2 separate regions of the Homo sapiens genome follow, and region 1 is linked to region 2. A link is a contact called in ENCODE Hi-C or POLR2A ChIA-PET data. All regions are on one chromosome and are shown on one strand. The core of a region is the stretch at or near the end of the contact, and the rest is flanking DNA. Distances in the headings are between cores, read along the strand shown.

Region 1 (3,924 bases), core at 351-2,850, 560 kb after region 2:
GCTGAACACTACATTTTTTTTACTTCTTTATTCATGTATTGTCTGTCATCTCCAACTAGAATGAACGTATAGTCCCTGAGAACGGGGAATTTGTTATCTATTGAAACTTCAGGGCCTGGAACATAGCAGCACTCCAGTATTTGTTAAATAAATGAATCCATTTGAGCTTCTGCATATTTGAAATTTCATAAGTATATATAAATGGTAAATTGTGATAGACTCAAAGGCTAGTATCATTAGGCAATTGTCTCCCGTTCCCAAAAGACTTCCTAAGTCTACTAAATGATCTGTTTTTAATATGAAAGCAAAGTTATCTAAAAGAAAGGAGAAATCTTTAGTTTTTTTGACTTCGAGATTCTTTGCAATTTAAGCTTTTTTTTTTTTTTTTTTTTTTTTTTTTGCTTTTCTTTCAATGGACACTTTCGAAGTTTTACATAAAAACATTAAAACCTCTTGTTTAATGTAGTGGGATTAAGCTGCCGAAGGCAATCCCTACATGTGAGGAAAATATGCTTCCGACACCCCAATTTTTTTTTTCTCCCTACCCATCCTCTCTGGTGGTCCTGACGCTCCCAGCCCCTTTTTGTGTTTCTTGATTCCATGCTGAGAACTCGCAATACAAACTCAAAGCCCACATTTGTGAGGTGGTTGGGTCAGGACTGCAACTAAAAATGATTATTGTTTTTTAGGTTTCTGGACAGTTCAACACCAGCCTTTGGTTTTGCCTCAGAAGCAGGGAACTTCTCTAGGCCCCTATTTTGCCTTTCAGCTATTGATGATCCAAATCATACCAGCGATTAGGAGGATCATTACCAGACACAAGGCCAGGTACGTTTAAAAAATAAATAAACCAAGCGCAGGTGCACACTCCGAACGCTCATCCCCACCCCCACTTTCCAATCCAACAGTAGGTAACGAGAAATGAATTTTCTAGACTTTTTTTCCTGCAGCAGTTGCTGTTACCAGAAACAAAGTTAGATGATATACAATCTAATCTTCATTGCTCTAAAAGTCCTCTCCCCATGCCCCCCAGGCTGCCTCAATTCTCTAGTTTCTTATTCCTTATAAGCAGGGGATGGAGCTGAACCAAGTCGGCCTTCCCCTCCCAGGGCCTTCTCCTCTTGGTCTGGCTTCCATTTCAGATGCGAATTAACCCTCCCAATACCCTTTCAGAAGCAAGGAGTCCCCTTTTTCTCCGCCTCCAGCCTCAGCTAGGTTTTCCTCATTTCGGATTTTTCTACTGCTCATTCCCAAATGAGTCACGCATGACGACAATTTCCACTCTGCTATGTCAGCCTGGAGATGTCCCCCAAGTGATGGCATCTGCTCTCGGAAAGAAAGGTCATCGGTGCCACGACCAGCCCCGCTAACCCAGAGCGGCCGGTGGGCCCCAGTCCCGAGAGTCAGGGCGCGCGGCGGAGGCGAGGCCGGGGCGGCCTCCGCCCTCCCGGCCGCTCCCCCTCGCGCCGCCCCGGCTCCTCCCTCCGGCCCTCGGCGGGCACCTGGCGGCGGCGGGCAGGGGGCGGCGCTGCGCGCGTCACGCGGCTGGGTGGGATAGCGGGCAGGTGACACCCGGCGGCCTCCTCCCCTTTCCAACCCAGTCGGCGGCCGGGACAGCGGGGGCCGCTGTGAGGAGCTCCGCGCTCGCGCTGCCAGTCGCCGCCCTCTCTCCCGCGCGCGCCCGGCGCTTCGGCTCCGCTCCCTGTGCGGTGAGTGCGGGGTTCCAGGCCGGCGGGCAGGGGCCAAACTTTCCCGGCGCGCGGAGGAGAAGAGACTGGGGAGGGAGGCAGAGCCGAGGGGAACGGCGTCGGGAGTGGCCGGATGGAGGAACTTGGGCGCGGCGCGCGAGAAGTGGGACCCGGGTGCGGGGGCCCCGGGAGCGGGGCCAGGCCCTCCCTGGGCTCGGGAGGCGCTTGGGAAGTTCTGTCCCCGCTGCCTGCGCGTGGGGAGGACCGAGGCCCTTTTCGCCGGAGCGCGGGGCCGCGGCGCTCACCTGCGCCTTCTCGGGAGCCCCCACCCGGCAGCATCCCGAAGGGAAGGTCGGGCCCGGTGGGCGCGCTGCGGAGCGGAGCCTGGACTGGGGTCCCGCGCGGCGCTGGCCCTGCGGAGCGGAGCGGGAGGGGCAGAGGTGCTCGCCGGCGGGACTGGGAGGGAGAAGGACCTGCTCGACCTTGGACGCGGAGGTCATTTTCCCAGCTCCGGGGTCTGGCCTCGCTAGCCACCCCCCCAAATTCCGGAGCCCCTTTCTTTCTGTTTCCTTCCTTCCCCTTTGGGCGCTTTTTTTGCTCCCGCGGCCAGATGAACTTGGGGCGCTGTCCCTTCGGCTCCCCGAGCCGCATCCTGTCTTGGTGGCTGCTGCTGGCCGGGAGGAGGCTGATGAATACAGAGCCGTGGAACAGGTCGTGCCGGAGATGGAAACAGGAAAGCCTGTTGTTTTGTCGTCCCAGGTATCGTTGGTTCTTTGGGAAATGGGCTTTCCCAGGTTCGTTGGGAAATGGGCTTTCCCAGGTTCGTTGGGAAATGGGCTTTCCCCCTTCAAGTCAGAGCTGTTTCAAACTTCACCCGGTGCGGACAGAGCGCTCTTTGGAGCTCCCTGGGGAACTCGGGACGGGAAGGAGCGGGTCTTTACACCTGTCCTGCTCCCAGTGTAGTTAGTCCCGCGTCGACTGAAGAACAGTTTTAGCGACCCGAGTTCCTCGCCAGTGGTCTTTTCCCTCTTGCTACGATCTCCCCTCGGAAAGCATGTTCACTTAACCCTGTGCTCTCGGATTACCCTTTATTTCATTCCTCACTTTTATTGCTTACGTGCTCCGAAAGGGTCATCGATACCTGGTGGCTGCCTCTGCGTTCTTACCACGCACCCGCTTATTCATTCCCTTTCTTTGTAGTTTCTCTTCGTACTACTGATCAGAAATTGGTCTCCCCAAGGTCACCGAGAACTAAATAAAATCCACCCCTCACCCCGTGGCAGACATTTATCAGTGCTTAGGTGCCAGGCACTGATGTCAGTTCTTGTGTAAAAGCTTTTAATCTTCACAACGATCCTGGGAAGTAGATATTAATATTATTCTCATTTTAATGATGAGGTAACTGAGGCACGGAGAGGTTAAGTAACTTGCCCAAGGCCACACCCATCTCAGCGGTAGGAGATTCCAGCTCTGGGGTTCTGTCTCCAGCACTGGAGCTGTTAACCACTGTCCTACACTGCCTCACCTAGAGTTCGTTTGCTCGTCCTTATTTTCTGAAGTCCCGTGCTGTTTCAGGCATCGTTGACCAGGCTGTCAATCTCAGGTCCCTCTTTTCCTTCTTATGTGTCTTTATACTAGTTTAGGATCCCCACACCCTCCCCCTGCCCCCGCTTTTTTTTTTTTTAAGAAAAATAGATTTTTGGGACTTTGTTACTTCATCTATCACCTGTATTTATCTGGCTTAAGATTCTGTGCTTTCCATGTCTTCTTCAGTTTTAGTGTAACGTCTGTCAGTGCACATTATAATATTCCGCTTGGACTTGCCCGGCTTTTCCCCAAAACAGCTCCAGATGCTCATTTCCATTAAGGGTCCTGCCATTATCCTGGTCTCCAAGGTGCCGTGCCATTCCTCTCCCATTCGTTAAATATCTTCTATCCAATTTTTACATGGTGTCTTCTAGCCTTTATCAGTCTCGCCCACTCCCATCCTCTCTTCACCACTCTCCCTCTTCCCCACTTTGAACACATATGCCCTTCTCTGCTATTTGTTATCATCTTTTATGTTTGCTTTGCACAAAAAGATTGCAAACAGCTTAGGACATTAAATCTTCAGGCCTTACAGCTAGTAGTTGCTTGATAAATGTAGAAGATGATACAGTATAAATTTTGGTAGCACACATCAGGCAGGTTTGATGATGGAAATTTTTAAGCCAGGTTTTACAGGAAGTTACGGAGT
Region 2 (4,069 bases), core at 1,539-4,038:
TTAACACATTGAAGACAATATATTTCAAAACATGTGTTAACTAGACAAAAGTAATTTTAAAGTGTTCTTATTAAAGACAAGGTTGAAATTTCCTGAAACATTTTAGAGTATTCAGGAAGCAAAACTATATTCTAGCTTTGTCCAAAAGCTTCCAATTAGGGGGTTGTTTCTTCACTAATATCAAGACTTCAGGGAAGCAATTTTTACTGTATTCCCATCCTTTGTAACTCAAAATGTGCTCACCTTAGTTGTCATTAAAGTTTAAAAAACAATTGAGTCACACTTAAGTCCAAATACAGACTCATCCAACAAGACACAAACATTCACTCCATATTTTGAGAGGACTGTATTTTAGAAGAACTGATAACTAATTTGGCAAAAACAAAGAAAGGAAACCTCATTCTAAATACACACTCAAATCACTCAAGGCTCCACTCCTAGAGCACAGGACCTCCCAGCGACTTTGCTGCAGTGCTTCAGACAAGCAGAGAGATGGAGAGACCAGTCAGCATCCACACCAGGTTGCCATTTCTTCTGCTGCCCTTTCCAAGCATGCCAAACCATAGTGTATTATTAACCAGAATATTCTTACGTCTTCATAAAAGCGTTTTTTGCCTTGAGTCCTGTTATAGGAAAACTAATAAAAAGCATTTTCCCCTGGAGAAACTAAGACACGATGAGATTAAAAGTGGACAAAGTCGTATAACTGGTGACTTAGCAAACTAAGCACACTTCATACCTCATTCTTAATTCAATGTTCAATCTGTCAAATATTCCTGTTGGCTATTCTATGTATTAAATGAAATGACCTTAATATTTGAGTTCAATGTAACAGTAGTTTACAACTCTGTACTCTTAAAATTATTCTGCATGAAGTGTACTATCAACAAAAAGGTATCTAAGTGAAAAACACCAGTCTTTAGAATCTAGTCAGATGGTTTAAAAAGGAAATAAATCGCCGGGCACGGTGGCTCATGCCTGTAATCCCAGCACTCTGGGAGGCCAAGGTGGGTGGATCACGAGGTCAGGAGATCGAGACCATCCTGGCCAACATGGTGAAACCCCATCTCTACTAAAAATACAAAAATTAGCCAGGCATGGTGGCACGTGCCTGTAATCCCAGCTACTCGGGAGGCTGAGGCAGGAGAATCGCCTGAACCAGGGAGTCAGAGGTTGCAGTGAGCCGAGATCGCACCACTGCACTCCAGCCTGGCAACAGAGTGAGACTCCGTCTGAAAAAAAAAAAAAAAAAAAGGAAATACATCCATTATTACAATACTATTCACAAACTCAGAACACTTAAATTCTGTGCAATTGTCAATGTGGGGCTGAGCACTAGAGTACCGGGGTAATTTAGGGCTACACATGTTGCCTTTTGCCAAGGCTGGTCCTGAGTTTTCGTAGTTTTGTATCTTCCTGGTCTATATGCTGACTTCACCTTAGTTGGGCTGCTATACATAGGTGAAATCACAGTGATTGTGCCTAAGGAAACCATGAAGATCATACGGAAGCTTCTCAACATGAAGGACAAATAAGTCCAAGGCTTCCTCTCATGAAAGGCTAAAACTCCCTTTATCAAAAGTCACAACAGTGCCACTTTTACAAATCTGGGGTCCCTGAAAGAGTTACTCAAATCAATTAAATTAACTATCAGATAACTTCAGTAGCTACTCAAAATAGTCTTCCTTTACTGGCCTGATCAAGTAACAATGTTTTCCATGGAGCTTAATGGCTCCTTTTAGATCCTTGTCTATGAACTGGTATTGCACTCCATGCTTACCCACCCGCAGCTCTCACCATCCCACATATCCCTCTCCACAAAAAGCTAATAAATTTGCATTCCTGACTCTGACTCATACAACTAAGAAACCGAAGACTAACAAAACTCTTAGGTATGACTAAGCAAAATGATCTAATTAATAAATAGTCAAGAAATACAAATGTTTTTAAAAGTAAAATTAACCATCAAGAAAACAGGGTATGGTGGAGAAGGGGGAACTATAGCTCTAAACACCATCCTTGTAAGTTGCTACCAAGAACCCACATTTTTCTTTAAAGGCTGAAAATCAGCAGTAATAACCCAAAACTATCTTGCGCAAAGGTGGTCTTAATAGAGATATAATTAATCTTGCCAATTTTCCACATAATTTCTCTCCTTTTTTGATCTTTTGCTTTACAAAATCATGCTTGAAAACTTTTACAATTTCTTTCTGGTAGCAATTCTGAAATGAAAATGGACTGCAGGTAAGTAAATTTGAGAACCTCCTTAAACAGCAAAAATCACCTCCCTAGCCCCTCCACTGGTAAAAATCACCAAAGTTTTTACTGTGGCCCCCTCGTTCTCAGAAACAAAAACAAAAACAAAATGGCCTTTGAAGTTGGACAATTTGGTATGTGTTACATTTAATTTTGTGCTTATACTTAATACCTAAAGTGAAGCAATACAGAGGCCTGGATTTCAAAAACGGGAAAAAAAAAAAAAAAAAAAAAAACCTTTCCCCTCATTACAAAGAAAATCTATAATCATAATTTAGAAGTCATCAAGGAAACGCAAATCTTGTGCCACCCCGCCTCTGCGCGGTCGGGTCAGTCACACACACGCCGCCCCGCCCCCGCGCCATCAGTCACACGCAGGCCTCGCCCCATCCTGACTCCCAACCCCGCCCCTCGCGCTGTCAGTCTCTGACTCTGGCCTGCGGCTGAACCGGCGGCGCTGACGTCAGCTGGCGACCGCGGCCGCATTCCTAAACAGTTCAGACAAACCCACTGGTGGGAAGCTTCGAAAGCCCTCAGCTGTAGTGAGGAAAGCAAAGGTTTGGCTGGCAGCCAGACTCCTGAGCTCAGCATTTTGTAATGCACTTCCTTTTTATTTAACAGCTTGCATAATGCCCTTAACCCTTCCTTTACCTGCATCACACCTTTAACCCCTTCTTTTCCTGGTCGAACTTCGAAGCAAACTTCAGAACTTGGTCTCCCATAGGGTTTTAATATATTCCTCACCAATTTACAACTGACTGATTTTTAATACTGCTGAAGAGGCAATTTAATTAAATGCACTTGCTCCCCCTAAACTGCTGTTTCCCCCTTAAAGCAATGTTAATTTTCAAGCAAAGAAATTAAAACATTTTATTAAAACAACGTATTTTAAAGCTTTTTTAGACCCCCTCCTTCATAATTTATCTTCTTGAAATTATTGTCAAGAGACAATAGCTTCAAATGGTCCAAAACAAAAGGGTACACAGTGACAAAATCTCCCTCCAACTTCGTCCCTCAGTTGCCCTGTTCTCATCCCATGATAAATTGTTACTTCTCTTGTATTCACCCAGAAGTATTTTAGTGATACATAAGGAAATACACATATATTCTATTTTCTCCTTTTTAAAATGGTAAACTCTATACATAATGTTCTCTACTTTGCTTCCTTATTCTTTTTTAGAATTGCATGGAATTCCACAATTTAGCAGTCCCCTATATATGAGCATTTAGGTAATTTCCCATCTTTTTGCTATTACAAATAATGCTGGTGTGAAAATCTTGTATGACTGTCTTTCAAGAATAAATTCCTAGATGGGAAATTGCTACATCAAAACAAACACATGCATTTGTAATTCTGAGAGGTAACAGCAAACTGTCCTCCACTGAGACTGTACCTTTACCCTCCCACCAGCAGTGCAGGAGGATGCCTATTTCCCTCATGCAAATCAGGCTGTCCCAGAATTCAGATAAGAGGCTCTCTCTCAAGCTTATTTTATTTTTAGAAAACAGATCTGTGAAAAATTGTATCTTAGTGTAGTCTTAATTTACATTTTTCATATTATGAACGAAGTTGGGCATCTTTTTATATATTTTAGAAGCCATTTGTATTTCTCTGTGAACTGTTAAATCATCACCTTTGCCCATTTTTCTATTTGTTCATCATTTTCTTACTGCTTTGTAGGAGCTTATGTTTTTCGAAAAGCAGTGTTTTGTGTATGACACTTTGAAAGATCTTTTTTATATATTTTAAGAAAATTAGCTCTTTGTGACATGATTTGTGAAAATTTTTTCCAGTTTGGTAAATTTATCTGTT

The links. Hi-C counts contacts between places; a loop is a spot of excess contacts on that map. ChIA-PET counts read pairs that join two places held with the same protein, here RNA polymerase II (POLR2A). Pooled maps may share reads with other maps.
Region 1: a pooled map shows a loop between it and region 2 (5-fold over the local background). The contact joins the promoter of ELOVL7 here to the enhancer-like site in region 2. A Hi-C loop is called at or near these places in 6 of 50 pooled maps. POLR2A ChIA-PET finds 5 or more read pairs at or near these places in 2 of 52 experiments (MCF 10A and activated CD4-positive, alpha-beta memory T cell).

The regions. Positions count from the first base shown.
Region 1 is chr5:60,841,945-60,845,868 of GRCh38, reverse strand. It overlaps ELOVL7 (ELOVL fatty acid elongase 7), which reads left to right and starts at 1,600. Exons shown (of 9, transcript NM_024930.3): 1 at 1,600-1,709. RefSeq lists silencers at 1,379-1,678, 1,699-1,858, 1,869-1,928.
Region 2 is chr5:61,407,495-61,411,563 of GRCh38, reverse strand. All of the region lies in intron 1 of ZSWIM6 (zinc finger SWIM-type containing 6), which reads right to left. Among named protein-coding and RNA genes, the nearest start is that of ZSWIM6, 77 kb to the right of the region's middle. RefSeq lists a silencer at 2,538-2,928 and an enhancer at 2,354-3,553. Within about 2 kb of position 2,788, at least 21 of the 41 ENCODE cell types and tissues checked have a DNase peak (open chromatin) inside an H3K27ac peak, as active enhancers do.